2 separate regions of the Mus musculus genome follow, and region 2 is linked to region 1. Evidence: chromatin loops called from intact Hi-C (ENCODE). Cell type or tissue: left cerebral cortex. All regions are shown on one strand. Each heading gives the region's core, and the rest is flanking DNA. Links, peaks and the distances in the headings are about the cores only.

Region 1 (16,550 bases), core at 1-5,000:
TTAGAGGCATGGCCTTGCTTCTGCCACTACAGTTTGCTGTTTCCTGCTTCTGGTTCTAGATGTGTGCTCTCCGATCTTGTGCCACCTCGTCTGATGGCTGCCACTCCCTGCCATGATGATGATGGGCTCTGACCCTTGGGGACCATAAACCCAAAGCTGCTTTTGGTCATGGCTTTCAACACAGGAATAGAAAAGGACTAATGAACCTACTTTTGATGATAATATTAAAAGAGGGCAAGTAATTTTATTAAGTATAAGTAAATTCAGACACAAATGTTACCAACAATGACAGAGAATTATTACTTTTTTTAAACTGTAGTTTGTACGAGGTACTATTTGAGTTTTAGAACTGATGCTTGCATGGGTTTCTATACCACAAAACACCTGCAAATTCATTGCCCTGGGGTAAAGAGAGACAAAAGGAAAACAGAGACACCAAATTCTAGATATTTGTACAATGATTCTAAAAATTTGAAATTTAAAACTAGACCAGAATATTTACATGTTTTATTAAATTTACAATCAGTAATATAATCAAATACACAATTATATACAAGGATTATATACATTTTGCCCAGACTTTTACATCACAGTACATAGTTTCCATTAGAAATATTGTATACATTTATCACCAAACAACAAAACCCAACGACAGTAGTGTTACAGCACCTGTTAGTACAGACAGCTTTTTCATAAATTACATCATAAGAAAATATACGGCTGTAAATTGGGCTTTTAAAAATGTCTTTTATAAAATCTGAACATACAATGTTTCATTCACAGAATGTTTTTTTTCTATGTTCTGACTGTAGCCTTGTGCATAAACAACCAGTTGGAGTATTGACTGAATGCTACCCTCCCTCCCCCTAAAGTTGTAAGCACTATTTGAATTACTTAGGCTGAGCTTTCTTATGATGGATCTGGCATGGAGTCTGGTGAGAGAACAAACGCTGGCTTTGTATAAGAAAAGTTAATATGATGGTAATTTAGATCTAAAAGAATTCCCGAGAAAATAATTACATTAGTGAAATTGAAGTCAGAGAGTGCATAATTTTTCACTTAAAAGTATCTAATACTGTAAAGAAAAAGGAAAAGGAAAATTACAAAATAATTTGTTCTAAAACAATTATACTTTTTTTGGAAGCTTATTACATAGGTTAAAGAGAAAAAAGAAAACCTACTTAACAAAATACCCCACCCAAAACATATCTAGTAAATTACTGTTCTTTCACATTTAAATTTTATGGGGAAAATATTGCAAATTAGGGCATATAATTTCAATGGAGTTTTTATGTGAAGAAAAAAAATACCTAATTTTACTTGGTAAACAAGTTTTAAAACTTGAAAAATACCTGAATTAAATACTTGCTCTTAACAGCTAACCTTTAGCTTTCAGGTAATATCCGCACTTGATTCCAGGTTTGTAAACATTATATAAATCTTTCTTAGTCAAACAATTTTATGGCTGTGGTGATCATTTCAGCTCTATTTCTAAGCAGTCAACATTTAACTGAGGTAGACCAGATGTTTCTAAACTCAGGGTCTCAGAAGTCCCTGAATCTTCAGCAAGTAAATAAAATATCTATGAAAGGTTTTTAACAAACATCAACAACAATGAAAAAAAAATTTTTTAAAAATCTATGCTGTTGGAATTTCCTAGTGAACTCAAAAGACTACTTTGTGGCAGGCAGTATGTCAAATACAAAAATGGATGGAGACTCAGTTAGAATGTTGTGTTCTGACGCTGAACGTATTCCTCTTTTCTTAAGTAGGGGGAACTGAGTATTATTCCTTCTAGTTAGTAAGTAAAATGTCTTAAATTTATTTCTTTAAAGGATTTGGTTTTCCTAAACAAATCAATAGGTGCCTTAATGAAGGGCAACAGCTCCTCCTAGTGGCCAAAGGAATGTAAGTGGCAGTCGCTGGCTTTTCCTAATGTGCCATGGGCTCCCCTTCATGCCCTTAAGTTCTCAAAGGAAAAAAATATGCGGCTTTGATAACTTAGCAGAGTTTGATTTAGTCAACAATGGCTTTGAGCTACAAATACAAAATCAATCCATAGAAGGCTTCTGTAATCAAAGTCGCCAAGGAACATCTGTTCCCTTCCTCCAAGCCCCAGTCCTAGAAATCAAGTCAAGTAATTAAGCGTCAGCTATTTTGGCAGCTTTGCAATGAAATAAAACGAAGCACATCTCCCCTTCTGTATACTCTATGTATTACGGTTCTATCTTCTCACACCAAACTTCCCATGCAGAGAGACTAAAATACCCATGTTTGCTGTCAGGTTTAACTACGAGTTAATGAAGGCCTTGCCATGCTACCCCGGCCCCAAGGAATTCTCTAAGATTCATCACTCACTGACCAATCATTTATTTGGACCTTTTGAAAACAGGTATTTATTCCCTTATAAAAGGGCACGCTTACCTGGGACCTAAGACATGAACTTACACAACTACAGCACAGCACTGCTGTCATTCATGGCTCCATAGATAACCTAAGTCATTCAGTACCTCAAAACCACGTTGTAGAGAAAAGTTACTGTGTAATGCCATGGTAAAAAGGAATGAAGTCCCTCAAATATTCCTTTAGAAGCAATTAAAACAAGTTCAAAAATAAATAAAATGAATAAAACCATGATTTCAATGTAGAAGTATCAATAAGCAAAACCAAAAATAATTAAATGTGACCAGCTCCAGACTGCCACACACACCCCCAAAAAATCTTTTTCTTTTACTTATATGGCTATATAGTTTTTACACAGGTCACCAGAGACTAATTTTCAAGTCCACATTAGAAGGAAGGAGTATTTGTTAAAACAAAACAAAACAAACCTAAACCCATGATTTAACAGAAAATGTGACAGACTCCAGCTTCAAAGGAGAAAGACAGTAGTCACCCCGGGACTACAGTCTACTACCATGGTTTCTCATGGCTCTATAAGATAGGGAGATGGAGCAGGGCTTGGAGACGAGCCTTCCATCTCAAACTGCATACTAAAATGGATGGAGTAAGGCTGATGGTTAGAGGAACCACCTTAAGAGAAATGAACTAGAAAAGACTTCCAATCTACCCCACCAGGACCTAATGCTGAGTTCCATCTAGAGTAGTCATAGCTTCCCCCAACGGGAAGTTGATATTGCAACATTACAGTTTCTCCTTCTCTATTTACCCCGAGCAGTAAGCAACAAATTTCCACACTATCTACCGGACCCTCTCCATGGCCCCGTAGTAGGTCTTTACGGAGACCTATGGGAAAAGTACACTGGGCTCAGCTTTGGTTAAATGCTAAGGTCATTGTTGGGAGAGGAAAAGAAATCAAGTCGTCCTGGCCATTTGTCACTGATTGAAGCATGTAACAGCGATGCGCAGAAACTGTCATTGCCGTAAATGCATCTGCTTCAGAACCCGTAGGTCACTTAGAGAGTTCCTGTGAAGGCAGCAAAGCCGAGATGCCACAATACTCGCTCAAATCTTCCCCAAGCCCAAGGCAGTGAAGCTTTCTTCAATCAGAAAGCGACACTGACTCTGTTCCCAGGTTCCATTAGCTGAATTTGCTTCTTGTCTACCCAGGAGTGGGCAGTCATCTTTCCCTGGCCAGGGATACCGCCATCTGAGGGCTTGTGAGTCTCCACTTTGGATGGGGCAGTTTCAGTGGTCAGCTCTAACACAGCGTGCTCCAGGTTCCTATGGTGGCTACTTACCCCAGTCAGAACGCGCTTGAGCAATGCTCAGAGCCTCCCAGGAGAGCCTGCTTGGTACAGGGTGGGTGTCACAAACCACAGTTTACCTCTTCCTTTTAAATATCTACCACCAGAGTCTTTCCAGAGAGTCATAGTTCATCCTTCTCCATCATTTCAAATGCTTCTATGTCTTCATTCCAGTCTGCTAATATGGAGTCTATAGGCTGGGCCTTTGTACCCCAGCTGACATTAGGACTGGAATCTTCCTCAGTTTCTGATTGTTCTTGAACTTGGTTATCTAAGTCTGTACATTCACCATCAAGGCTTGTAGTCTCGTGGTTTTCGGTGGACCCAGATATCTGTTCAGAGGGGGCAAAGCCAGCAGCCTCTTCACTGTCCGATGGAGACGCCTCTGAGTGAGAATCTGCAGGGTGTTCAGGGCTCTCCTTATCAGCCAAGTCGACTGTCTGAGAAAGCGAGAGCATCTGCTCTGCGCTCTGATTCTGAGAATCATTTTCAGAAGATGGCTGGTCTTCATTTTCCATTTCGGGATCTGCACAGGAAAGAAGCAAACACATCACTCTCCCTCTTAAAAACTGCACCACATTTACAAAGTCACCTGGTTTCTGCAGTAAAATAAATAAAGCAGCCAATCAATGACAGCTGTGAGTGTGCTGGCAGTGAAAACCAGTGTCCCTCCCAATGGAAAGGAGTAATAATAACTAACAGCATAGCCCTGACTTGGATGAGGATTAATAAGTAACAAAAGCACCAAACAAACATGTTAAAATGCATATAAAATTTCACCATCATGACTAGAGACGACTCAGTAGCTAAGAGTGCTTGTTGGACAATGCCATGTAACAAGCTGGTGTCTCACAGATACCTGTAACTCCAATTCCAAAGGATCCTATGGCCTCCATGTTTCTGTATAAGCACACACACACACACACACACACACACACACACACACACACACACACACCCCTACACATACAATCAGGTATACATATACAATTTATTAACACCTAAGTTCAAGAAAGCTTGTACACAAAAACATCCTAAATGCAATAAATTTTAATAGCATATATCATTGCTAAAACTTGAAATCATATTTGTTGGAAAAGTGAAATTACCACTCAGTGATCCACTTAGAGTCAAACAAAAAAACATGATGGCTACAGGCATTAATATGACTCATCGAAATATTTTCATAAACTGAGATTGTTAATAAAGCTATTACTGTGTATTAAAGTTATTCTAAAATTCACTAGGAGCCTAAGCAGGTACAGCTTTTGTAATGAACATCAAATATGAAGCCCTGGAAGTCCTCTGAGTTCCTACACTGCAGTATTTAGTGGCCTTGTCACCTACTGCCCACATCCCACTTGCCTTCTTTCTGCAATGCAGCCAACAGAACTCTGCCAGCTGCCTGGTGCCGGAGAGAAAATGAGGAGTGAAAACTAACACTATATCTGTCTTTAAGCATCTCACAGCCCAACGAGAAAACAATATCCACAAAAACTGGTTATGTGTGCACATAAGAGAAATACCCCGCTTTTAATCAGGGAGCTAGGCACAGGCTACAAGGAAAGCTTGCAGTGATAACATCTGAGGGCCCCTTCTGAAAGGAAGCAGAGCATGGGGTCGGAGAGGGAAGAAAATGGACCTACTAAAAACCCAACTAACCCGGAGGAAATGCGGACAGGCAGGCACATGCGGGTGAGCACGCACCGCCCGCTCTCAGCAGCTCTCTCTCATTGCCTTAGGGAAGTTCCTCACACACATGAGCACACACACTTACTCTCTCCAGTTGAGGGTTAGAGTCTGTGGATGGTTTAAGGAAGAACTGTCGTCACCCACAGACCTGAGTGTTGACACTTGGTCCCAGGCGCCCTGTTTGGTGCTATTTGGGAAAGTTTAGGAGGCAGAGTCTTCCTGGAGGACGTGGTCACTCGGGATGAACTTTGGGAGGTTCATAGCCTAGGCCCGCTTCCATTTTCTCTCTGGTTTCTGGCTAAGGCTGAAGATGTGACCTCTCAGCTGCCTGCTGCCATGCTGCCACAGCCATTACAGATTCTAGCCCTGTGGAAATGTTATCTAAATCAAACTCTTCTCTAAGCTGCCTTTGTAGTGGTATTTTGTCACAGTAACAGAAAAGCAACTTAACACAATTGGGTTTCTGGTTTTCTTGTTAGTTTTTTGCAGGGGAGCTGAAGGTGTAGACATCTTAGTTTCCTTCTCTTTTCTTTTCAATGAAATGCCTTATTTCTCTTATTATTTTACCATCTCAGGGTTCTGAGCTGTGAAAGAGGCACAATTAAGTAAAAAGTTAGGAACCATGGGGGTGAGATTAAACAAAGAGGGAGCTCAGCACTAGACGACCATAGGTTCAAGAACAGCAAAGTCCTCAGGCTTCGCTTTGCACTACTCAAGTCTAGAAGGGCAGGGCGGGTGCAGGCCTGTCCTGTCGAGTAAGGAAGACTGCATGTGGCTGAGACCCTTCAGAGGTTACATTATGATCTGGTGTCTAGGTAATGCCATAAGCAACAGAATAACCAAGGTAAATATAGAAAGAATACAAGTATTACCTATATTTTTAGACTATGACTTATACTGAAACTAAAGTCTGGTGGCTTGAAGAAAATGGCCCCCAGAGCCCACAGAGAGCTGCACTATTAGGAGGTGTGGCCTTGCTGGAGGAAGCACACCACTGGGGTAGGATTTGAGGTTCAAATGCTCAAGTCAGGCCCAGTGTCTCTCTCTCTCTTCCTGCTGCTGACACAGAACTCTCAGCTACCTCTCTAGCACCATGTCTGCCTGGATGCTACCATGCTTCCTGCCATGAAGATAATGGACTAAGCCTCTGAAACTGTAAGCCAGTCCCAATTACATGTCTTCCTTTATAAGAGTTGCCGTGTCCAGGACAGCCAGGGCTACACAGAGAAACCCTGTCTCGACAAACCAAAAAAAAAGAGTTGCCATGGTCATGGTGTCTCTTCACAGCAACAGAACACTAAGACATAAACCAAACCTAATTTTAAGAAATACTACCAAAGTTAATAAAAAACATTGTAAAAAAAACTTCTACTCCTCAGTAGAAGCCCAGCATCTAACAGTGAAACTGTACATCTTCCCTAATATAAATTTTAAAAAAACCTTCAAAACAAATTTATGACAGGTATACAGCTCAGATTGCTTAAAATATACAATGACAGTAAAAATAAGAGCTGATTAAATTTATAGATATGTTCCAGAACAGGACTTCGTCACATTTAACAGTTTTCACACACTATAAAAAATATGCAAATACATGATTTAAAAATGAATCTCGTTTCTACTTCTTTTAGTTTTTGAATTAAAGCTGAAATTCTAAACAGATTCAGTATGGGAAGAGATACCATGTGAAATGTATTCACAACAAAACTTAAGTAACTTGCAGAGGAACAAGCACATAGGTCAGGAGAGCAGAAGCACAGGCACGGCCATCTGTAAAAGCCTGTGGACCCACAGGACAAGAAGGAGCAGGGACAGCAGCCAAGCCAGCCTGGGCTCTGATCTGAGAGGAACAAAGATTCAAAGGAGGTACCTGTCACTGTCTAAAGGGTGTAATGTTGATGCAGAAATGGCACATCAAAAAGCCAAGAAAAGTCCAAGGAACATTAGTGGGTCTTACTAATCAAAGGGGAAGATAACATTGGTGAAAAGTTGAGTTTGCATGCTATACAATCATTCACTCACCAGCACATTCTATGGTAAGTAAGAGCAAACCTCATAGTTAAGAAGAGCTATATATTAAACAATCATACAATACAATCATTGAACTATAAGAGGAAAAAAACCCTTATATTCTGCCAAGAGTGAGAAGAAAAATGTCATACAGAAGGTGGCATTTGATTTGAGAATAGAATAGCTGAACTTCTCAATGAAGAAAAGAGTCACAGGGATGTAAAAACCCAGAACCTGACCATAACGCTGGGTACTCCTCTCCAGGCAGAGAGCCATCGGCTCAAGTCTGAGGCTACCCTTGCTGGAATCAGACCTTTACGACAGTCTTGCGCAGCCCAGCACCAGGGCAGTCACACTGAAACCTACGTTGGATGGGTTATCTGAGGACTGAGACTGCTTGGCTTCAATTCAGGGCAGTTTATAAGACAGGACTCTTTCTTTTAATCTCTCTTTCATTTCCTGTCTGATGTTTTACCTGCCACACACACACACACACACACACACACACACACAAGAGCGGCCTTGAGAGCGTTTGTCTCTAGGCTTTAGGGCACAGAGCGCTGCCTGTTTTGTAGGCTGAAAGCTTGAGAGCATACTGGATCTTTAAATGCTGATGCTTTCCTGAAGAACAAGGAGAAGAGGACATGGTGGCGCACGCCTTTAATCCCAGCACTCGGGAGGCAGAGGCAGGTAGATTTCTGAGTTCAAGGCCAGCCTGGACTACAGAGTGAGTTCCAGGACAGCCAGGGCTACACAGAGAAACCATGTCTAGGAAAACCAAAAAAAAAAAAAAAAAAAAAAAAAGAGAGAGAGAAGGAGAAGAGGAAAGCTGACTGTAAATTGTAAACTGCATCAATTTAAAGATAACCAACACATTTTTTGTTTGTTTGTGAGACAGGGCTGGAATTTTTAAATTTTAAAATTCAAAATTTGAAGCAATGAGACACTAAGAGACACAGTGTTAAAACTGTGTGTTGATAACTTAACTTTAGAAGTGTCAACAGTTTCCCCAAGGAAGCAACAGTTCTACTTGATAAATTTGTAGTGCTTTCGCCTCTAAAGAATGTATAATATCTGAACCCTGTTGCTAGCAGGTAGAAGGGCAGCAACAGATATAGACATTCTAATCATCTAGGGTCTAGGAGGAAGCTTGTCTGGGGCTTCTATTTCCTGTGTTATACGTGCAAAGGTCTTCTCATCAACAAGGAATGTGACATCATTTTGGAAGGATGTTCTGAAGACATTCTGCTGCTTGCATTAGGTGCTTATTACTTGACGGTCCCTTACATAACTCTAACTAGAACTCGTGACGCAGAGCTAAGAGACAGAAAGGTCTTCTGGGTGTCGTCCCATGTCTGTCAAAGTACAAGTGAAGAACTACGGTACTACAATAGTCTGCTGAGTATGTCCAAGTGTGGGATTCAGACTCTAACTCAGCACAGTAGGGAATGCAGGAGCATCCACTTCTACCAAGCACATCAGCCACTGCTGATGCTGGCAAAGCACATGAGGTGGTGATGGTATGGGACAAGCTATTGAGAACCACTACAGAATTTAACTTCTTAGAACATTATCCTAAGTGAGGAAAGTGGCTGATCCAATAGAGTTAGTACCACTGATCTATCTTACAGTGATAAATATTATATAATTAGAACTTGTTGGGTTGGCTAACACAGTTATACATTTCTCAAAGCACTATTATATACACAAACCTTAAAACCCTTTATCAAACAACACTATAATATTAACAGCTCAATAAAGTCTCAGACTATCAAAGTGCTCTAAAATATTACTTACATAATTCCTTCTTAACACATAGTTTTTAAGGGACTACTATCCTTTAGCAAGTCTTTTCTAGTGAAACTGACAGCCGTCTTCCTTACACTCACCCTGGTATGGGACACTTGCTTTCCCATAATCACACAGCCTCAACTGCTGTGTACCTCTCACCTCACAGGAGCTTTAAACAAGCCAGTATTTTAAATATTTTACTTTGTAAACAAAAAAATGATGAAAAGTAATAGTCTCTTATATAACAATGCTGCTGTCAGGGTGACTCATGCATGGGCATGGATTAGTGAATTCAGCTAGAGTATGGACTATATAATTAATAGGATTGATTCTGGAAGGATCGATAAAGAATTATTATTATTGGACAATTGACTGGACATGGAAGTTATAAATTACATTAAGTCATATATTATGGTACTCAATGAAGCAAAATTATATATATATATATAATTGGTTTATTAAAACAAAATTATATATGCATATGTGTGTAGTACATACATACACATGCATATATAATTGTTTTTTAATGCAAGATACTTACTACTGTTAATAATGTAGCTTGGAATCATTTTACCTTTTAATATGGCTGCTGAATTCCAATGGCAGCACAAGAAAGGGAAAGCAAAGGCATTACAGAGTTATACAGTAATTTTAACTTGTCTGTGTTTGATGCACAGCGGAGCAGGAAGGGAGTGAATTTTGAAAAAGGGCCCCGGGAAAAGGAAATCAAGTACACAGGAGGGTTTGAGAAGATGAGGACCTGCTCATATTCTGTCTCCATGGCTACACATCCTTACACACCCGACTCATTCACTCCACGGCTCTCAAATAGCTATCAATTCAGAGACTCTCAAAGAACAAAGCAGTACAAAAAGACAAAAGACTGACTAGGATAGCACTGTACTGTTCACATTTAAAAAAGATGTCTCGTCTGGGAACTAAGTGGTTTTGAGCATCTGTTAACACTCACAACCCCTTACACACCATATCACAGCGTTCATTTAAGGGAGATGGGTGAGGACAGTGTCCTCTATACTGCGGCTTAGAATGACTGCTACCAGGAGCAGGATCATAGCCTACATCTGACATCCCACTTCCCCTCAGGTCCCCCATCTCCTCAGGTGTGAAAACTTGTGCGGCCTTTACACAGTGGTTTCCCGAGAACTTTCCGTTTGTAACTCCTGTAGTGTAAATCCCCATGAGATGAGGCGCTGCGGCCTTTCTAGAGTTGTCATAAAGAGTGGACATGACAGTACAGGTTGCCGGGAAGACCACTACTACCATACTGTATGCCACACCCTGCATGCAAAATGTAATTCTGAAAGCATTCTAATTCAGTCAGCAAAACAAATTTTTTACTATTTATAATAATAAATTACTATTAATATTTCCTAATATTAATAGTAAATTATTTTAAACACCTTATTTATAATTTAATTTATATTATATAATATGAAAATAGTAAAAATAATAAATGCTAATAATATTAATAAAATAAAAACAATAAATTACTATTGTTTCCAAGAGAAAAATTCTAAACCACCATCTAACATTGTTCCTTGCTTTACCAGTGAACTAAAAGTAAAAGCAGCGAGCCTAGGTGACTTTGGTCGGCAGGCTGCCCGCCCTGGCTCTTACCTCGGTCTCTCGCTTTGTCAGAAAGGAGCACCTCCACCTGCTCGTGCTCGCGGATGGCGTCCAGGATGATGCTGCCTTCCTTGCTGAACAGGAACAGCATGGGGATCTTGATGTCGTCTGTGTCCTTCCCATCGCCGGCCATCTGGAACAGGGGGGCCGTGTCGCTACTGCTCCCCTCGTTGTCATCTGGCCAGAAAACAAAGAGGGAGTCAGCGCTTGTTACCTGCTAATGGAAATGCTCTTATGCCCCCAAAACAAGTATAACCTTTAGATGAGCTAATTTTATGATTTATCCCAAGGAAATAATTGAAAGCAGCAAAAGAAGTTTTCTAGACTGCACAATTATAAACCACCCTCAATAAATTATTATGAATTACTCGACACAGAAAACAGTATGTGGAAAGTACAGCACACCAGTCTCATGACTGGACTATCTTCCTATGTGTAAGGAAAAGCCTCCACAGGGAAGAATTTAATGAGCAGGATCACACAGGTCTAACTGTGAGCGAACTTTTAGATTTCCTCTAATGGTTTTGTTACAGTTTGAACATTCCGACTTCAGAACTGTAAAATGCTCTGAAGTCACCAACTTTAGACCAGGGATTACTTGCCTGGGAATAAGCGGAACTAGACAGTATTGTTATTTCACACTGGTTAATTACCAGTTAAATTCTCTGACCATGTAAATGTCAATCATATCCCCTTTCAGTATCACACAGCAGTGATACTGAAGTATCCCTGAGTAAAGGAGAGTCCTGGCAACAGTGTGTCTTTCTCTTAGTAATGACTGATCAGACAAAGGATGGCCGTCTGACCTGTGACCTGCTGTGATCCTAGAACTGCCACACAGAAACACTGTCTCTGCCTGTAAACAGTCCATGTAAGTGACTGGGACTGTGTGCCTGGCTGCCTTTTGGGAACTGTGGACAGAGAGGGAGAGGGAGTAGGAGCGGGAGGAGGCACAGCTACAAGAGACCCAAAGCTGAGACAGCTCCAGTGAAAAGAAAGGTGGGACCTGTCAGCTACAGCAACGCTCAGTGCATAGAGTTTCCCAGATATAAGTCCTACTCTTGGGCTGAATGAAAATCATCCCTTCCCATATAATAAACAACCTCCTTTCTTAAAATAACAAGTAAATTATTACCTCCTGTAGTCACATGCTTTCTAAGGTAATTTGTATTTTTAGTCCTCATAATAAAAAATTAAATAAAAATACAAATTTACTCAAAATTTAAAAATTGCCTTATCAGGAAAAAACTTAGGGGAAAGAAGTCACAAACATTAAATTTCTTGCTTTTAATTAAAATTTCTGAGAACAACAACAACAAAATATCATTTTTTTGTTCCACAAAACCCAGTATAGGATTTTGCACCAATAGCTACTAAAGAAAATGTCTGACCTGACGGTCTTTTTTTTTTTTTTTTAAAGATTTACTTATTTTACATATATGAATACACTACACTGTAGCTGTCTTCAGACACACCAGAAGTGGGTATCAGATCCCATTACAGATGGTTGTGAGCCACTATGTGGTTGCTGGGAATTGAACTCAGGACCTCTGGAAGAGCAGTCACTGCTCTTAACCGCTAAGCCATCTCTCCAGCCCGACAGTCTTTATATATCATAGAACATCATGAAGACTCTTGCCCAGAAACTGGGATAATCTTATATACAGATATTTTTTAAAAGATTGATGTATACATCCTACACTACGTGTTTTACTTTAAATCTCTGTTTTTAAGTCTTGGTAAGTAAGAAATGCTCAAAATCATAGTGACAATAAGCTACTAAGTTCTTCAGTAAGAGTAGCCTCAATGTGAAAATAGCCAAGAACAAACAGGATGACTTAGGGGCTGGGAAGGGGCTCAGCTGGTACCGCACCTACCACACAGCATGAGGATGCAAATTTGGATGCCTGATACCTGCAGAGAAGCTGGGTACTGTGATACACATCTGAAACGCTAGCACTGGGGCTTAGGGCAATGGGCAGACCCTCAGCGTTCACTGGCCAGTCAATCTAGCTAATTCCTGAGCTCCGTAAAAGACTTCGTTTCAGAAAATAAGATGGAGAACAGCTGAGAAGACACTAATGTTGACCTCTGGCCTCCATGCACATGTGCATGCACACACAAACCTGTACATTTACACACTTGAAAACGACACGTGAGGAGTCAGAAAAATTTTCCTGTAACTGGTCACATAGTGAACGCTGTTGGAACTACCCAACTGTAAATTCAAAGCATGCAGAGACAGTATTTACATGAGTCACTTTGGCTGTGTCTCAGCAACAGCTAAACTGAGACACAAGCTAGCAGATCCATGCCCAATCTGGGTTTAAATTATTAAACACAATTTCTCCTAAAACTTTTAACTAATAAAATTTATTCACTTAAACCAACATTTTAGTACCCATATAGAATAAATAAAGGGAATAGTAAATAATCTTTGCTGAAGTAAATCTAAATATTTAAGTATTCACATTTTGGTTTTCATGATGCTAAAGTCAAAAGCAGGGTCACCCCCTCAATACCATCCCCCAGCCCTTTAAATGTCTTATGTACTCTCAGTGTAGAAATGGATGCTAATTAAGGAAAAGAAAAAATGCAAAACGAACTTTCCCAGTCACTTCACAACTGATGTGGGATTCCAGTCTTCCACTTCTTTCTAAATGTAAATGCCTTTTTACCTTAGACATATAAAAGTTTACATTCTTGCTGATAATCATGGCTTGTTAGGGGGAAAAAGAGAGGGGGTAAAGAATAGCAAAACACATGGGCAAAATCAGCTAAAACTGGTCATTTGTAAATTCAATGGGAAAAGTCCACAGGGATAAAATGTCCTACCATCTAGTGCTTATGTGTTGCTCAGTATTATGTAGCTCACAAAACCCTTTTCAGAAAGAAAAGATACCAAATAACTGGTAGTGCTAACATTGCACTACCAGACTGCGGCAGAGCCATGAGCTGCGCCCACAGGTATGGGATTCCAAAGCCTGCCACCCTGTGGAGGGACAGAAGTCTCTAGAGGCTGCCCCTGCAGGTGGCTGAGTGAGCTCTTACCTGGGAACTGTAGGTCTCAAGGGCAGTTTCTTCTCCAGCGGGTGGGCACTTTTGCAGCACTCTGACCCTCCCACCTCACCCCAAGTATTTTCGCTGACATCAATATACAGAAACCTCTGGATTGTCAAGAAATGATCACGTCACTGAGCCAGCTCTCCTTTATGTTGTCAAAATATAAATAACCTCAACACCGCTTTAACAAGATTTTAAAACATAAAAGGACAAGGCCCCGATCATCTACTCTGCCCAATACGGTGACCCAGGGGACCACTCACCGATCACAATGCCACCGATGGCGCCAGCATTCTGAATGTTGCGTGCCTTTTCTGCAAACATGCACTGTCCTCTTTGTATCAAGGCAATTTTTCCCATCACTGCCTCAGGGTTAGTGAGCTCTGAACAACCATTATATGGTTTACTGCTTGCAACAAATCCTCGTGTCTGTCAGAAATAAAAGCAACCTACATCATCTTCAATTATAACCTAGTCATTTAATTTTGGTAGCATGAGCTTTAAGGAAAGGGTTCGTTCTCCCTCCCTCCCTCCCTCCCTCCCTCCCTCCCTCCCTCCCTCCCTCCCTCCCTCCCTCCCTCCCTCCCGTGTGTGTGTGTGTGTGTGTGTGTGTGTGTGTGTGTGTGTGTGTGCACACCTACAAAAGCTATAGGTCAATCATCAGTCTCATCCACCATCTTTTGAGCCTGGGTTTCTCACAGAACTTGGGGATCACAGGCTGCCCAAGGGATCCTCAGAGATCCTCCTGCTTCTGCTTCCAGTGCTGGGATTAAAAGAAGGCACTGACATGCCTGGCTTTAATGCTGGGGGTGGACTCAGGTCTTCATATGTGCACAGCAAGCACTCTAATGACTGCAGCCACTCAGCCAGACAGCCACTCAAGAACACTTTAATTAAAATGGAGGAGCTGGATGCTCAGGTAGCGCTGTGCTGTGCTGTGGACTAAAACCAGGTCTCACTCAGCTGAGTATGTGTTTCCACCACTGAGTCCCCCAACTTCTACACGTAAAGCTACTAAGAGACAAGTCAAATACTTACTATTTAAACTCCAGTAAGCTTACAAGAGTGCACATACCTCTTTGTGTTTAGATAGATCCAGCCCAAACTGAGCTGGTCCAGCAGTTAAGACGACCCTGCCAAAAAACGGGTGGGAGATAATCTGGACAGCTCGTGGAGGCAGCTGCTGCTCCTTCTGTTGCTGACTGGACAGCTCTATCATCTCCTGCATGAACCGTAACCCATCTTCAGCATCAATTGAACTAGCAGCCTATGAAAGAGACAGATTCAGTGGAACTTAGCTGTCCTCCTGCAAATTTCCCCATCCTTTTGATGTCCTAAATTACAAACTGTGCGTGGAATTTCTCTCCTTTTAGTTAAGGTTCCCACTAAATATCTGCAATCTAACTTGACCTCAATACACTACTTTCATCAATTAAATTTTCTGAAAACAATTGTCTGCAACTTTTCTCACTGTTACATTCCATCTATACACGCCAGCTCTGGGGGAGACTTGAAACTGTCCTATATCAAATGCCCTAGCTTGTTTACCTCTACTGGCTTCCCCTTTGAAGGAAAAGAAAGCTTCTGCTGTCAGAGAAAAACACAATTCAAGTTAGGGCGGATAGAGGCTGAGATACTGAAGGCGGGTTTAGGGTAAAGTTCAGAATGAGCATATACACGTGTTCATTTGCACATGTCCGAGACATCAACCACTCAAAGCTAGCAGCGGAAACAGGATACTGTTAAAGAAGAGACAGGAAGAATGTCACCTAGCGTCTTAGATGGGCCTACACTGACTGGGCGTGCCAGGGAAGCAGAGCTACAAAGCAGTCTACAAGGCAAAGAGAAGGAACTATGTTGCTGGAATACCCTGGGAGCCAAAAGGAAGAAAACATCTTAAGAGAAGGAAAATCAACAGTTAAGCAAAGTTATACTGTATTAATGATTAAGAGGCCACAGGTGGCCACTACTTCAATGGTGGCCAAAGTAAAAGCATTAGAGATCCACACTCACAATTAAGAACCATAAGGATATAGAGAGATTCTTAAATCAAAGTCAGAGGTGACAAGAAAATAGATAAAAATGTGAGGGAAAGGTGATGTCGTGGGAAACCTGATTTGAGAGTAAAGTTCGTCTGAGTGTGCTTCTAGATTAAAATTACTCAGAATACTATGCTGCTCAGCATCACAGGGCTACTAGTGTAATTAACTTAGAGGTTTCTTGTTATAAAAACTTTAAAGTAAAAGCCAATAAAATTTATCTAAAAAGTATGATATATTTTCCAGGTACAAATATATGGGAAGCTTGGTTTCTATGATGAATGACCAAGATTAAATGCTTTTGGGAAGCTAAAACAGTGAGAAATATTACTATATGAAAACTAAAATTAACCACTAACTCAAAATAAAATAATGGAGAGACAATGAACTGAGAAAGAAAATTTAGCTTTACATCCTCGTTTTGACTGTAGTGATATAAATGAATTATCCCAACTGATCACAAGAATTTGCATCTTTCCAAAAGACTTCCATGTGTGTTTCCTCCTAAAGCTTCCAACAGTCAAATGCCATCACCCTATTCAAGCTACAGAGCAGAGAGACAGTACCTAGCCCATACAGCAATGTCTTACTTGGATTGCAT
Region 2 (16,550 bases), core at 4,820-9,819, 180 kb before region 1:
TCAATGCAAACCCTTCCTATTCTCAGTTGCTATCATTTGTACCTAGGGAGGCTCAGAGATGGTCGTAGCGGTTTTATATACAAGTTCACGCGCACATCAACCTAAAGAACTAGAGAGGCTCAAGTCGAGACATCAGGCAGTGACTCGTGTCCTCAGGGGTGACAACTGAAAACACAAGCCAAAAGTGGAGGGAAGGGAGTTTTGTAAATGAGATGGTGCCTGTGTTTTAGGGTTAATAGAGTGAATTCATATTTAAAAATCCAGTGAAGGTTAATTTTAGTGTTCCTAGTGCAGTGATCCCACAAATTGCAAAGGTCATTCACATTGCCTCTTCTCTACGCCCAAATAATTAAAAACCAAAACGGGTAGCTTTTAACAAAATCAAGATGCTTCACAGAAACACTCAGATGTGTTGAGTCGCTCTCACAACTCTGGTCTTCATTTCTGGGCAGTCGGCAGGGTAGCGTGGTGTTTGCCCCTCCGGTCAGCCTGGGGCCTCCCTTGAACCACACACCCTTCCGCATATTTACACACCAAGCCTAGGTCACTCTGTGACATTACCTGCCTGGCCATTTACTGGATTTTGAGCTTCTTGTCCTTGGGTTTGTCCTTGGAAAGATCAGTTTCTCCTCTGATGGAGTGTGTATATTTGAACACAATTCTAGCTAATGTAGGGCACATGGAGCAGGTTTTGTTAAATGACTTTAGTAGAAAAATCCAACGACCTGAAGATATAAATTAAAAAAAAAAGTAGCTGTGTTATTTATAAAATGAATAAATAAATAAATAAATAACATTTCCTTTCTTACTGGATAAGGAATCTCACCAAGAAATACCTCATCCCCCAGTTGCTCTCAAACAGGGTTGTCCCTTGTATGATGACTAGCTGTGTGTGTGTGTGTGTGTGTGTGTGTGTGCGCGCGTGCAAGTACTCACTGTGTATGTGTAAAGCCACATCCTCCAGTCACTCTCAGACAGTGTTATCTGTTGTAAAGTGTCTAGCTGTACGTGTGTGCACATGCCTGAAAGTGTGTGCATGTGTGTAGAGGCCAGATACCTACCCTCAAGCACAGTCCGCCTTGGGTGGTTTTTGCTTGTTTTGTTTTGTTTTGTTTTGACATAGTGTCTCACTAACTGGATAAGTCCCAGGGCCCAGCCTGTCTCCATCTCTCCAATGCTGGGATTATAAGCATGCGCCACCAAGCCTGGCCTTTCTGTATGAGTTCTGGGGAACAAGACTCAGGTCTTTGTCATATAAAGCAAGCTCTAAACTAACTGAGCCATCTTCCCAACCCTGGCCTTTGATTCATGGTAACGATTGTTTTTGAACTGGGATTTCCACTGTTACATTAATGTGCGCTAATGAATGAGAAGTTTTATTCCTGTAACAAATTTGTTGTGGTGATTACCTGGAGGACTTAAAGGATAGAGGAAAATAATGGATATTTGAGCATCTTAATAAAGCCAGACACCAGCTACTGCAACCTCATCTAATGGGAAAACAGCTAATTGGAAATAGAACCATTATTGTGACCCTTTAATGCTTAGCTTCTGAGAGAAAATGATCCACCATCAAAGATGTTTTTAAACTAACCTCTGTGATGGTCTGTCATGATCGCTGTGATGATGGAGCTACTGCGGGTGGAGCTGCCACCATATGTCAATCCCGGGAGGCATTTGCATTCATTTTCATGTTGAATTTTCACAACAATCCTGTGAAATATGTGCTGTCTCAATTTGCATATGGAGAGGCTGAATCACAAAAAGCTGGCTGCTTCAAAGCTGCCCAGCTCTTCAGTGTCAGCATCCACGTATCTCGGGCCCTGGCTCACCACTTCATCCCTTGCTCCCACTGCAGAATAGTGTTTAAGGCCTTTGGCTAAACGTCATGGAAATTACAGAGGCAAATATAGCATAGCTCTTGCTATCCTCGACTTTGTGAGAGGATAAGGAAGTGTTGTGAGACAAAATAAACCAAATACCATACAATACCTATCATAGTAACTTTAAAGGTAGAATCAGAATGAATTCTTTTTACACACACACACTGTGGTTAGGAAGCATATATGTGTGTGTGTGTGTGTGTGTGTGTGTGTGTGTGTGTATGTATATATATATATGTGTGTATGTATATGTATGTATATATGTGTATATATGTATATATATACACACATACATATATTTCCCCATATACACACATACACACACACACATATTCGCCATATATGTGTATACACATATATACATAATATATGTATTATATATATGTATATATTTACTTCCTGACCACAGTTTCCTCTCTCTCTTCTTCTCCCAGTCCCTCCTACCACTCCCTACCACTGCTGCTACTTCCAGTCCTCCTCCATTTCTCTTCAGAAAATGGCAGGCCTGCCATGGATATCAGCCAGCCATGGCATATCCCATTGCAGTAAGACTAAGCACCTGTTAAGGAGAGGTGAGGCAGCCCAGTAGGAAGAAGGGTCCCAAGGGCAGGCATCAGAGTCAGACAAGCCCCTGTGCCCACTGTTAGGAATCCCACAGAAGACCAAGCTATACAACCATGACATATGTGCAAAGGCCTAGGGACTCACAGCGGCTCACAGAGACTGAACCAACAACCAGGGAGCCTGTATGAATGGATTCTTTATAGTGGTGGCATATGAACCTGGCCTGGAAGAATCCAAACTTGTTGGATAAGAGTTTAGGAGAGAGCTAGATAAGAAAAGGCTTGAAATCCTGTGAGACAGATTCAAGAGTTATTTTAAAAAATCTAGTTTGAATGGAACATGCGATATAAGTGAAGAAATCCAAGTCAGGGTTAACTTATAGAAAAAATACATATTAAATTACAATCTTTGGAGAGAAAGTCTTAGGGCAAGATTTGGTGATTTTAGTATACAGTATATTCAGCTCTTCAGAGGTTGCTGGGTAGACTCTTGGTCTCAGTGGTTTGCAACAGCTAGAGCTTGTTTTATTTCTGGGTCATCTGGGTGTCATGTAACTCATCTCTCACCCTCCCGGTCCTATACACCAGAAGCCACTGAGGGCAAAATATCCTTGCTAAGAAGAGCAAGACCGTGAATCGCACATATGGGTGGTTCCTAAGGATAGTTACCTGTGCGCCACAGCTCACTAGCTAAAGCAGGTGTAAAAGGCCCAAACTCAAGAGGGATTAAAGTGCATGCTGACCATATTGTATTCGTAGCAAGGATGTGCGTGCAGGGAGCAGCTAGAATCTGGGGAATTGGACTATTCCAGGTCTACCTAGTCCCTGCTAGCTCTGTGCGTCTGTGTAGTCCAAATCTAGGAAGTACAATTAAAGAATCAGCTGAGGTTTGTTGCTGCTGTTGTTTTTTTAACCTCCCTAGTACTCATTGAAGTTTTATTTACCCCACTATTTATTATCTGGTTAGTTTCATTTACATATTTACAAGTTTGTAGCATAATGTTAAATAAAGCAGGAATATAAGGGTGGGAGAAACTTCACCAGTCATGAGAGATTCTTTTTCTAGCTTTACTAAGGTCTGGCAGTAGAAATCCCAGAACTCAGTATTGAAGAAAATGCTGGACCCACCATGTTACTGAATGCTGCAGTTTAAATATAACAAGCTATGTCCTGCTTATATATCTCTACTTGAACTAGTTTGCAAGGAGAAGATCTCCTATGCCAATATTACCACTGATAGTGCAAGTTAAGTATCTGGCTTGTCATTATCCATTTAATATCTTTTGTCACCCACCGACCAGGTCGGCGCTCTGTTACTGTACAGTAATTACCTCCAACTTAGTGTGGCAACGCAGTGTTAGGGCAATACAGTGATGCAGTATTTCTCTCTTTGGTGGATCTCTTGGGAGCAATTTTCAAAGAGAGGTAGAGAGCTCCAAGGAAATGAGAGCTACTGACTGTCACACAGCATCCGAGTGCTTATGGGTTGGCTGGTGTCCTGGCATCGCCAGCAAGCGAAGCGCACTGGCGAGGACCACACACACAACAGCACTCTACTGTCCGAAACGGGGTTGAGCCTCTGCTGCGGTTCACTCTTCACAGAGTTGCCAGACTTTTCAAACAGCTGCTCTCATCCATGTGAGGAAGGCCAGGCTGCCCTGTGCCGTTTCTACTGCCTTCATCTTTTCAAATACTTTATCCAAGGTAGACTGTTGCATGCACGCACCACGCACACACGCGCGCACACGCATGCACGAGCCATTTCTAAGGTCTCTGAATCTTCTCTTTCTTCTCATCCCAGTTTTAGTTGTTCTGTGGGTTTTTTGTTTGTTTGTTTTTTAAATAAATCATGTATTTGTTGATAGGTGTGATCTCTCTTATAAGCTGGTTAGCCAGCTGTGGGTAGGAAATGCATGGTCTTTAGAGGGACCAGGTTTCCATAGGGCTAAGTGCAGGATGAAGGAGGAATGCCCAGGGATCAAGTTAAACACTGACCGTTCCATCCTCATTTTATAACTAAACCGGCTCTGACTGCTGCTGAGTTTGGTTTCAGGAGCACCCGATGTTTACAGCAGCCCTTTAAACAGAGGTGCATAGATCATTGTAGTAAAAGTCTTTTGGATGGCATTGTAAGATCAAGCAGCCGGCCAGCAACCAGAAACCTAGCTGCTCTCCTTCATGTGGACTTAGTTATATTCTCACCCTTGATGGTTCATAACTTGGAACATGACATACATTGCTGCCTGTTTAAATGTTGTAGGGACCAATTTATCAGGGCCACGTTGAAGATTAAATGATAAAATGTTCCCAATGTACTTAGAATTGCGGAGCAGTGGGAGGCAAAGTAATAATTCACTGTGTATCCCTCATAATTTTGATTGCACAAAGTGAAGATTCATTAAGGACACTTTGCTCATAGGATAATTACAGAGAGGATAATGTGACTCTGTGTGGGACCACAGCCATTAGCCACACGTGACTCTGAAGCATGGATGATGTGGCCCAGTCTGAGATGCTTTTTACATTTTGCACTAAATGAAGAGCTAATATGGAAAATAACCAAAAAAATTAGCTCATTAATCACTATTGATCATATATTCAAGTGATAATTTGGATCTATCAGATTAGGTAAATTGTATTATTAAAATTACATGCACCTGCTGTTTTTTAATGTAGCCACTAGGAATGCTAAGACGCCAGGCCAGGCATGGTGGCACATGCCTTTAATTCCAGCATTCAAAAGGGAGAGTCAGATCTCTGAGTGTAAGACCATGCTATGGAGTCAGCCAGGGCACCCTTAAGAGGGTGACTGAATAAAGTAAAGGTGGTCTGCACAGGCAGTGGGTTTTATTTAGTTAGAAAGAACAAAATGAGGTTGTGTGCAGAAAAATGAATGGAACTTGAGATCTTTGTGTTGATAAAATAAGCCATTTACACACAGACAGGTTTGTCTGTTTTCTCTCATATGCAGAGTTTTGGGGAAAGAGACTTAAAAGTAAAAAAAAGACTAAAGTAGATAAAGAGACTGAAAAAGATAAAGGAAAATGGTATGACTAAATTACTTTTTAGACATATGCATGGAAATGCCTCAGTAAAATCTATTGCCTTGTATAATTTCTGTTTACCAGTAAGAAACTGAAAAACAAAACAAAAAGCCTTAACTCAAGATGGGAAGAGCATATCCTAGTGTAGTCTTGGAAGATATCTTGATGCTTCAAATAAGGGCTCAGTAGGCTTTGCATGGCTAGAAGCCCACACAGACTTCATAAATTACAGAACTCTGACGTGCGGGCCAAGAGTTTTAACTACTGCTTTCGTAATAAAAGTACAGCCTGCTTTGTTACTTAAAGCCTTTGAGAATCAAAACTCTACTGCCTGAGGGAAGTTGCTTCTGGAGACCTTGGAGATCCTGAATTAATTCAGTGTTTTCTAAAAACTGCCTGTTTCATACCAAGTAGCCAATGGCAGTTGTTTCTACAATGTGTTGTACGCCATATTAAGCACGTCACACATCCCTTACTTCATCTTCAAAGCAGCCTGAGAGAGGGACTCTAGTGTACCGGACTCCACTATCAGGTAATAACACACACACATACACACACACACACACACACACACACTGTTTAGCTCAGCGTCCATATGTATATACTCATATATAGTTCATATATAAATATATATACATTTATATATGTGTAAATTTTTGTTTATATGTGTGTATGTATACATATATACACACACGTATGAGCTTGTTTTTATTTATGTTTATATATAAATGTGTGTGTATATATGTAAATTTTGGGATACAAATGTGTATGTGTGTGTATATATATATGTACATACATATGTATGTATACATACACATGCACACATATATTCACTCCCGGGAAATATTCCCAAATGCTAATTTTTCCTCACTGTCAGCGAGCACTGAGAGCCTGTTCCCTTGCTGTTGGATATGGACGTAAGTGAAAGATAGGGTCATATACCATTCAGTGTTACAGGCAGCCTGACTCCAACAGGAAAGAGCCTTTGATCTGGCAGAACCTGTGACAGGGTTACCATTACAGGATTACCTCAGAGCCCTCAGGATTCCCAAGGGGTCCCAGCAGATTCCTTTAGTCACTCAGCTTCCCCTCCAGAAGCCTTGTGTTTCTGTAGCTGGCTAAAGGGAAGTGAGCTCGGCCTGGTGGAAGGCCACAGTGAAGCTGCTGGTGCATCTGGCATCCTCCGGTGAGGCCCAGGGAACCCGAGCTGCAGGCAAGGCTGGCTGGTGCTGGGGGGGAGTTCTCCAGAAGTGACTCATCAACAGGAGTGGGACTGGGAGCGTCTCTTCACCTTAAGCAGTTCTCAGTGTTTCCTTCCAAAATGACATCAGAGAATTTGAAACTGTGACTTCTTCCCGGAATCCTGGCTGTGTAACAACGGATGTTTCATGGGCATCTCCTGGCAGTCTCCATGTTGCTTCACCCACCTGGCAGATTGGCCTCATTTCGTCTCTGATGTTCCTGTGTAGAGATCCACCCTGGGGCTTGAGCATGGCTGCTGCTTTCTCTACTGAATTATTCCATGGCGTTAAAAACATACTACTGGACTCTTGATTACAGTTCCTAAGTCTTTTCCACATGCGGTTGTTAATACTATTACCTCTGTTTGAGAGGAGGAGGCTGAAGCTAAGGCCTATCCTGGTCACATAGCTAAAGAAGTGGGACTGTTTATATAATGAGGAGGGTAGCTTGCCTGAGGGCGCTCCCCTTCAGGAATAAACGTATCTGTTGGGGTTGGGGGACGTTGAATCTAAACTAGCCTGTGCTTAGGAGCTTTGGGGAAGTAATTGCTAACTGCCTGCTTTAACTCAGCCTTGGCTGTTAAGTGAGGATGTCTGGAGATTCTACTGTGGTAATTAGGGTTATTTTTGGTGGAGTTGAAGTACAATCATGTTAACCACACAGCTATGAAATCTGGCAAACTGGCTTCAAAGCCTGGCTGAGCTCCTCACACACAGATACATAGACTTGTCAGACTCGTGAGCTTCTCATTGGCTTAGGTTCTGTCTGTGCAGTATGGGCGATACCAGGACTTTGCACGGAGTTGTTGGGCCTTCGACGCATTCTTGTATGTTAAGCTTTTCTGTACTACTTGGGGACACATGATAAGCAGTGAAAGGGTGCCAACTGTTAATCTCCACCATCCTGTTGGCAGCCTGAAGACATGCGTGCTTATGTATGCAGCTGTGACTTCTCAAAGTTGTTGATCGGTCCTTTGCGATTTAACTTGAGAAAATCATTATCATTTTCTTAGGGTTGTCACATTCAACAGACTTGAACAATTGATTCATGAGCCTGAATTATTTGTGTTACTATGGTCATTCTCTTCTGTCTTGGCCTAATCAGAACTTCTGTCTATGTAAGGTGTGTGTGTGTGTGTGTCTGTTAAACAAGAAAGGTAAAGGTTATGACTTAGAAATAATAAATATGATAAGATGTTGCTGGGGTTTATAATCCTATTAAGCCTGTATAAAAGACACACAATCCAGATATTTTAATTATAAGCCCTACGCCTAGATTGGGCAGGTCTTGGGCTATACTTTCTTATTCCCCTGCCATAAGGCCCCTTATCACTTGCTGTTTCTCCTGATCATGCAATTCTGGTTCATGGCGACTTCCTCTTCCACCAGCCTTCTTCCTCGCTCCCCTTCTCTCTCCCTTCTTGCAACTCCCTCTCAAGCCTCCAGTCCCACCTTTGCCCTCCACTGCCCTAATCACAGGTTTTAGCCTTTATCTGACAGTTAAAATGGGGAGAAGGCTCACATGGCATCAGTTGAACACCTGATGATCTGCTTGTAGGGGGCAACTACCTCTTGAGGAGCCAGGTTTAGCATTAGAATACAAGCAGCCTCAGGCCAACCCACAACAATAGGCATATTTCCATCTAAGTATGCTTTTAAAATTTTCCCACCGTACAGCTTAATGCTGTATTTGTTGTGTGTTTTTTATTGCTGTGACCACATACCCCAGTAAACAACTTCAGGGGGTAGGGCCTTATTTTGGTTCACGGTTTCAGCCTGTGCTGGCTGGCTCCAGTTCGTTGGGCCTGAGGTCAAATAGAAGTCATGGCAGTAGAAGTAAAGTGGCAGAGAAGGCTCATTCATCGGGCAAGGAAGCAAAGAGAAAATGAGGAAGGACCAGCGGACCTCTTCCTCAAACTAGACCTCGTGCTGAAGTTTCCCCACCTCTCAGTAGTTCGATTGAATTATGAATTAAAACAAAACAAAACAAAACATTGTGTCCACTGATGAGGTCAAAGTCATCATGGCCTGCCGCATGTTTCATCTCTGAACCAGGCCTTCAATGTGTAAACCTTTAGAGGACTCCAAATCCAAGCCATATTGCCAGACATAAATTAATGTGTGAGTGTGTGTGTGTGTGTGTGTGTGAGTGTATGTATGTGTGTGTGTGTATGAGTGAGTGTGTGTGTGTGTGTGAGAGAGATTGTGTGTGTGTGAGAGAGTGTGAGTGTGTGTGAGTGTATGTATGTGTGTGAGTGTGTGAGAGTGTGTGTAAGTGTGTATGTGTGAGAGAGAGTGTGTGTGTGAGAGTGTGTGTGTCTGTGTGTAAGTGTGTGTGTGTGTCTGTGTGTATTTTCCCTGTGATTTCCCAGCTCTTCCTATATATGGACTAAGGATGTTTCCAGAAAGATATTTATTTGTGAAGCAGTGCATTGACAATGAGGAAACAAGATGCTGACGGTGCCTGTGGCTGTCATAGAGAACTGCATCTAGAACTAAATGAAAATTTAAAATGACACACAAAATAGGGATCATTTCACCTCACATTGCATCTATGAAGAATATTCATAATATTAAAATTGAATTATTAAGAATTTCCAGATGAAACTAGCGCGTGCGCATGCTTATATACCTTTGTGCATACCTGTTACAGTGTATTTGTGGAGGCCAGAGGACAACTTGCAGGAGTTGGCTCTCTCCTTCCCCGATGTCACCATGTGGGTCCCAGCAGCAGAACTCAGGTCACCAGGCATGACCGCAGGTGACCTGCCATTTCTCTGGGCCTCCACTCTCTGGCCCTCCAAATGAATCTAACGATGTAAATGTAAGATAAGATGTAAATGTAAGATAAGAAGTGTGGTGCTGAGGAGTTAACCTCAGTCCATAAAGCGTTCCCACACAAGCATGAGGGAAGTTCCGTCCCTAGGTAGGGCCCATGTAAAAACCATGCATGTATGACCCGGAGAACATCACGGAAGGATGGAAGAGATGGAGGATGGGAGGCGTGTTCCAAAAGAGCTCTTCTGGGTAAGACATAGCGGGTTGCACTTAAGAACTCACCATAGATGTGGTTATTTACACAAGACATGCCCAAGATTGGCTCAGTCAACATTTCATCATGGAAAGGGGAGGAGCTGATGAGACCCCACTACTCCCCACTACTCCGTGAGAGTTGATTGACAGTCTCTTCAGTGAGGTAGCTACTAATACGTTGCTTATTCTCCAGGAATACCTCCCACTTGTGCTCACACAGGAAACCTAATGAAACACAGTAGCTCACACACACAGAAGACAGGGAAGTATGGGAGGGGCGACATGGGAAGAAGAAATGTTTCAGAGAAAGGAGGGGGTGGGGTTAATGGAATGTGAAAATGGATACAATACATTCTATGCATGCATAAAACTCAGAGTAAAAATACGTTTTACCTAGTAATTTTTTTTTCCAAAGTGCCAGCTGTGATGGCATCACGTGCTTTGTAAACTCAGGGCAGAGAAGGAGAACAGGGGCTCCCCGGCCAGCCAGCCTGGCCAAGTGCCTTTATAATCTTAGGTTGCAAAATGTCTTCCCTATAATGCTATGAAATCTGATCCCATAAAAACAAGCTGACACGTTTGGCTGCATGAAAATCTAAAGCCGCTGTGTGGCATTAACTAAACAAACCACTGTAAGCTAAGTTAAAAGACAACTGTCAAACTGTGAAGACCATTTGCAAAACAAATAAGGTAAATATGGGAAAAATTTTTTAAAAAAAATACTAGCTGAAATCTACAAACAAAGAACATCCTAAGGGAACACTGAACTAAACTTGCGACCAGGCAAGTTATAGAAAAGTTGCCAAGAGTTCAATAAGCAGACAGAAAATATTCAACCGCTCATAGTAAATAACTCCTATCCTCACCCACCCCCATTCCCAACCAACCTCCATTTCCACCCAATCCCCATCCCCACAAAAAGAAAGTAAAACAAAGCGGTTTTTACCACCTCAAACTAGGCAGGAGTAGACATCTGTCTTATGTTCTAATGAGTAATGTCAAACCAGAATTTTGTTTTTTGTTTTTTTTTTCTGGAGCACAGGATAGCAGTGTGCATATGGGATTTAAATAATTATGCCTTTTGCTCCTCCAGTTTTGCTTTTTCTTCTTTAATTAGGAGATAACTAGACAGGCAGATGTTGTCCACACCTGTATGCTCAAAGGTCTCCCTCACTGTCCGGACATGTGCGCCATTGAGCCGTCAAGAGATCAGTGATCCTGCAGTGCTTTAAAGAAAAAGGCACAAGGAGACATCGCACAGCATGCCTTATTTATGATGGCTTCTCAAGAGTTTCATTCTGTTATATTTACTTGTTTGCTCATCTATTTATTGATTTATTTATGTGTGCACCATAGTGCACATGTGGAGGTCAGAGGACATTTTGTGAGAGTCAGTCTTTCCTTCCACTACATAGGCCCTGAGATTGAACTCAGGTCATCAAGCCTGGCAGAAGGCACCTTTACCGGCTGAGCTGTCTTGCTGAACATTTGGGTTTTCTTGTTGTTGTTGTTGTTGTTGTTGTTGTTGTTGTTGAGCCTTACAGGGTAGCTCTGGCTAGCCTACAGCCCATTTATCTACCCAGGCTGGTCTCATGGCAATTGTCTGTCTCTGTCGCAATTGGAGGCATATGGTGCCATACCTGTCTGTACATTTTATTTGTAATATATGTAATATTCTATGTCATATGCATAAAGAAAGAAGGTGTTGAGGAGCCTTCCACCAACATTAGCAATAATAGTCTTCCTTTGATAGTTTCAGGTGATTTTGAATTTTGAATTTAGGTGATTTGAATTATAAATATAAATTCCTTATTTTTATAATTAAAGCCCATTATCCAGTGCAACTATTTATTTTGATAAATATAATTTAAAAGTTTCCAACCTGCAAAGGGCTTCAGTTGTATTTTTGAGCAATGCAGATTTGCTCCCTCAGGAAAGCAGACTATGTCTGGAAATAGCTTTGGGACATAGGGATCTGTGTGGTGGTATGTTTCCTCAGGTAAACAGATGGGTCTGATCTAGTTTCATTCAAGTCTTTGTGTCCCTTGTCAGTCTGCAAAACATTTGCTGACTGTTTTGCGTGCTTTGGACACCACACTAGGCATCACAGCTCATACAGACCAGACGGGCAAAACTAATTTCTGCCTTTAGGGAACTAATAAGTGGTGACAGATGGATATCTTGGCGTACAGTGTCAGTATCCTGTGGTGATACAGCGGAGGGTGCCTCAGCACAGGCTCTGGGTGGACACACACAAAGCATGATTAAAGTCTTTGCATAAAAGATGAACAAACAAAAGAGCCAGTGATTCTGAGACATGGTGCTGGTACAGGCAGAAGACTCAAGACGTGATGCGGTGCATGTGAGGTCTGTCTAGAGGATACTGGGGTCTGAACAAATAAGCAAGAAATCAGATAGAAAACCTCACATCAGGAAAGGAGCCCTAAATATTTAGGAATTTCACACTTATTCCCCCAAAAAAGCTCACACAGACAGTTTAAGAATCATGTTACAGACCTGGAAATTGGCTGAACATCTGGAAAATGCTAGAAAAAAGTCTAGTAGATGGAGAGCTAATTCCTTTGATGGTCGCCCTTACCTCATATTAGATAATATGGGTCCTGAAACAATAGTTCCAGAGCACAGGCTCACATGTATGCTGAGAGGACATTATTACTAAACTGTGACAAAGCCAGCTAAATCACGGTATGACAGCATAGCCTTTGTCTTTTGGGATTGGACATGACCTACTTATTCTTTTGAATTGCTGGGGTCTTCAAAGAAATGATGTTTGCACATCTTAGGTTACATGCAGATACTCTTCATGAAGACCATCAAGGAAGCTGGTAAAATGGCCAAGTGACCTGAGCTCAATGCCAACACACAAATAAAAGCCAGGTGTAGTGCAGGTAAAGACAGGTGGGTATCTGGAGTTCTCTGGCCAGCCAGTCTCATCAAAACCGTGAGCTCCACATTGAGTGACACAATTCTGTCTCAGAATATAGGTGGAGGGTGATTGAGGAAAACACTCAGTATCCACCTTTGGCCTCTAAATGAATATAGACACATGTGAATGCATACCTGTACACATGCTATGTATTCATACACACACACATACAAACACACATGCATGCACTCACACACAGACAACCACTAAGCTTTGGGAGTCATCACCACCTTAAGATTTAAGTTGCTCCCATTGCTTCAGGGAGTTCTGAATCTTTGCCTATTTCCAAAGGGGAAGAATGAGACACATTGGGAGGAGTCTGCACTACTACTTCATTCCTGAGGGACAGCAGGAGAGACATAGTATCCGTGAGATGTGCACCTCCATGAGACAGCAAGAGTATGGTATAGCCCTCCCTTAAGTATTCTTCAGCTCTGAAGTATTTTCAGTTGAGCAGTTTGTGGTCATACATTGTTGTCACAGTTTAATTGCATTTCTGATTACAATGTTCTAAACTGTGAGGAAAATCGCCCCAGCCACTTAAGTGCTCCTAAGCTATTAGTCCTCCGTAAGGAGTGTTGATTGGCTAGTTAGAGAGTTAAGAGTGTTCCATGGGAATGAGTCTATAGGAGAAGACACTGTATGCTTGCTGGGTATGAGTACCAAAGATATAGATTGAGGCATCCTGCTCTCAGACTTTAAACTGTTTTACAAGAAATGTATAGCAAACTATTCAGCGAGAAACTGGGGACAGAAATCAAGCACTAAAGAGCAGTGAGTGTCCTGTGGCCCAAATGTCCACTAGTCCCCTGTCCACCAGTCCCCTGTCCATCAGTGCCCTGTCCACCAGTCCCCTGTCCACCAGTCCCCTGTCCACCAGTGCCCTGATGTTCATGCTCTAAATGTTCATGTCACCTCTCAAGTTAATATAATGAGATTCTAACTCCCCATGTAATGTTGAAGGTTAGGTCTTTGGAGACGTGGTTAGGTCTCGAGACAACATTCATGAGTATTCTGAAGGTCGCACCGGTCACTTCTTATAGCATCTGGTCAGACACTCTCCTCTTTTTGATTCCCAAGCCTCATTTCATCAGTACTATTGAAAGAGGAAGTGAGGAAGCTGGAATGTTAGGCATGGAGAGGGATTTGGAAAAACGTCCAGAGACAGTGTCTTTGTTCTAGAAGCTTCCAATTCAGTGGTAGAACACCTTAGATCACCCGTCTCACTGATTTATTAAGCACTATATAAGTGAGGCTTTCTTGTCTCTGGCCTGCCATATGGTCAGCCATAGATAGTCACTAGGAAGTGGTGACTACTGTGACTCTTCAGGTGGCAGTGACATCAGAACTCAAAAGACATGCCCTCTTATTGTAACTTTCTGAGCCAACTCTGGGTGCTATCCTCTGGGTAGTGTGATTCCAAGGAAAGCAAAGGGTACCAGCGTTTGGATGCAGATTTCTTGAAACTCATCTGATGTTTGGTATTGCTTGGCTCTTGAGCTCCTTGGACCATATAAAAACTGTATGTATCAGATAATTAATGTCACAATAGTAGTGTGTATATAAAAGTTCTGCTAACATATAACTATCCGTTACTGTATAAGCATGCATAGAAATTATCTTTGAAAGTTCTTAAGATTTTTTTCTAATAAAAGCTTAGCTAAAAAGGGCCATAAGTGGGGAGGGATGAAGACTGTGAGAATCAAACATAGTTTCTGTAGTCCACTTCCTTTTACTCATAACCCATATTTGGAGTTATATGAATATTCATATATGAACATGTATGTATACAAATATTCAAAATTTAGTTAAAATGATTTAATGAGCATTTGTGTATGACTATTAAGAAATCACGTGGGGCTGGAGAGACAACTCAGGAGTTAAGAGCACATACTGCCCTTGCATAGGGTCTCCATTCCCAGCACCCATGTTAAGTGGCTTGCAAGTACCTGAGACTCTGGTTGCAGGAGATTCAGCGCCCTCTCTGGCCTCCTGAGGCATTGCACTCAGGTGGTGCACATACACATACAGTACAAAATAGAAGTTAAAACAGAATGGAAGGTAGAAGAATAAAGGCAAACCAGAAATAGCACATCTGCATACTATAAAATAGCGCATCCTCCACACTGCACAAGTCCCTCAAGCTGCAAGCAAAGCAACACGGGCCCCAAATCTCTATCCAGACCATGCTGCATTTCCATTTGAAAACCATACTCAAAACAAACTAAATTACATTTGAATTCTCTTCCAGCCATGGACATTCGCGCTTTACTATGTAAATGTCACTGCTGATCTTGATAAGCATCCACAGAGGAAATTGTCAGATTATATATGAAGATGGCGTTTAGTTTTAATGTACCGAGAGCCTTTGCATCTATTATGTCATCCACGTGGCAGCATTTTTTTTCATTAAATTTCTAGTTCTGATTACCTCCTTTCAATCAAGAAATGTCTTTACCTCACATTGCTCCTGTCTTGAGAGAAAGGCTGTTCTCCTGTACCTTACCAAGTTTTCCTGACGCAGCTATTAGATTAGCAAAGTGTTAGAGAGAAAACGCTGTGGTTTTAGTTCTCAAAATCAGAAGTACCCACTTAAGAAATACTAATTGTGCAAATATTATTAAAAGAAAGCTTGACTCTTGCCAGCAGATGAAAGATGTAATTGGACAGTGCCCGTTTTACTGACTTGATTAGACAACCAAGGATCATAAAACCGGAAATGAGCCTGGCAATAGCTGGAAGGACAGATAAGTACCATCGGATAGGGAAGAGGACACCCAGAGAAAGACATGGGATCAGCAGGTGACAGGGTGACCAGGAAAAGTCAAGGAGTTGTCCTTTGCACACACCCGAAAGCAGGAAGCCAGGAGAGCGCTTGAGACAGCAGAATGTTTACAGAAGAGGAACCCTAGGCCAGCTGTCTGAGAAGGAGCTGTCTGGGGGGCCCAGGAGGGAAGCTTGAGACTCTGGTGCCCAGGTGATACTCAGAGAGGAGCAGCTAGACCCAGGAGCTGAGGCCAAGATGCAGGAGAGGGTTCCCAGTGGATGAAGTCTGACTTTGATTTTAAACTTAAAGAATTACCCAGGCTGAGAAGGATCAATGGATGCACTCTCACGGTCACATAGAAGAAAATCTGATACTCAGATGCACAGTTGGGTGACTGACCATAGTTAATAACAGTGTCGTTTGTGTTTGAGAATAAGCAGAAGCAGGGATATTTGTATGTTTTTGCCACAGATAAATGGTGTTCAAAGTGGGGTCATAACCCTGATTTGGTCATTGCATGTTGCACATGTATAGGAACGGAACAATGTCCTCTAAATGTTTGTATGTGTTGTTTGTTAGTCAAAAAGTTATAAAGAACTTTTATAAAGCACAGTCCTGGCTGTCATGTAGGGAATCAACTGTAGGTGAGAGAGAGGCATAGTATGGTACCCCTTTAATATCTGCTTTTGGGGTGCAGAGGCGGGTGTTTCTCTGTGAGCCTGAAGCTAGCCCAGTCTATATAGTGAGTCCTAGGCCAGCCAGGGCTATGCCATGAGACTCTGTCTCTGTTTGGAGGAGTGTGAGAGTGGAAGAGCAGTTAAGAGCTCTATCCCATTGTTCTGTGGTGATGGGGTCTGAACTAGAGTTGTCAGCTGGGATGGCAAACCCAGTCTGAGTTTGGGGTCCATGTGAAGAATGATTAAGCATGCGCCTGGTTTTCTCCACGGGGCTGGAGTGGTAGAAGTTTGTACCAACAGAAGCTCCCCCCCCCCCCCAAGCAAAGGCATCCCCTGAAGCTTCACGATGTGGCCTGACCACGACACTTGAGCATTTAGAAAGTGTCCCAAGCTGG

Evidence for each region. A loop is a pair of places that touch in the nucleus more often than their neighbours do. Peaks named below come from ENCODE experiments on the same cell type or tissue, not always from the same donor. Only the 100,000 strongest peaks of a DNase experiment are listed, where the experiment ranks them.
Region 2: it touches region 1 in a loop (2.3-fold over the local background); 1 of 42 quality-filtered maps calls a loop at or near these places.

Annotation. Positions count from the first base shown.
Region 1 is chr1:151,805,993-151,822,542 of GRCm38, reverse strand. It overlaps Edem3 (ER degradation enhancer, mannosidase alpha-like 3), which reads right to left. Exons shown (of 20, transcript NM_001039644.2): 16 at 16,540-16,550; 17 at 14,986-15,177; 18 at 14,174-14,339; 19 at 10,839-11,024; 20 at 215-4,233. The coding sequence ends at 3,830. Among named protein-coding and RNA genes, the nearest start is that of Edem3, 59 kb to the right of the region's middle. In left cerebral cortex, for the core only: a CTCF peak has its summit at 1,901 (motif pointing left); DNase peaks (open chromatin) are centred at 1,892 and 4,196.
Region 2 is chr1:151,989,867-152,006,416 of GRCm38, reverse strand. All of the region lies in intron 2 of 1700025G04Rik (RIKEN cDNA 1700025G04 gene), which reads left to right. Among named protein-coding and RNA genes, the nearest start is that of 1700025G04Rik, 92 kb to the left of the region's middle. In left cerebral cortex, for the core only: no CTCF peak of the experiment used is centred there; DNase peaks (open chromatin) are centred at 5,747, 6,818 and 7,349; H3K27ac peaks cover 1,002 bases.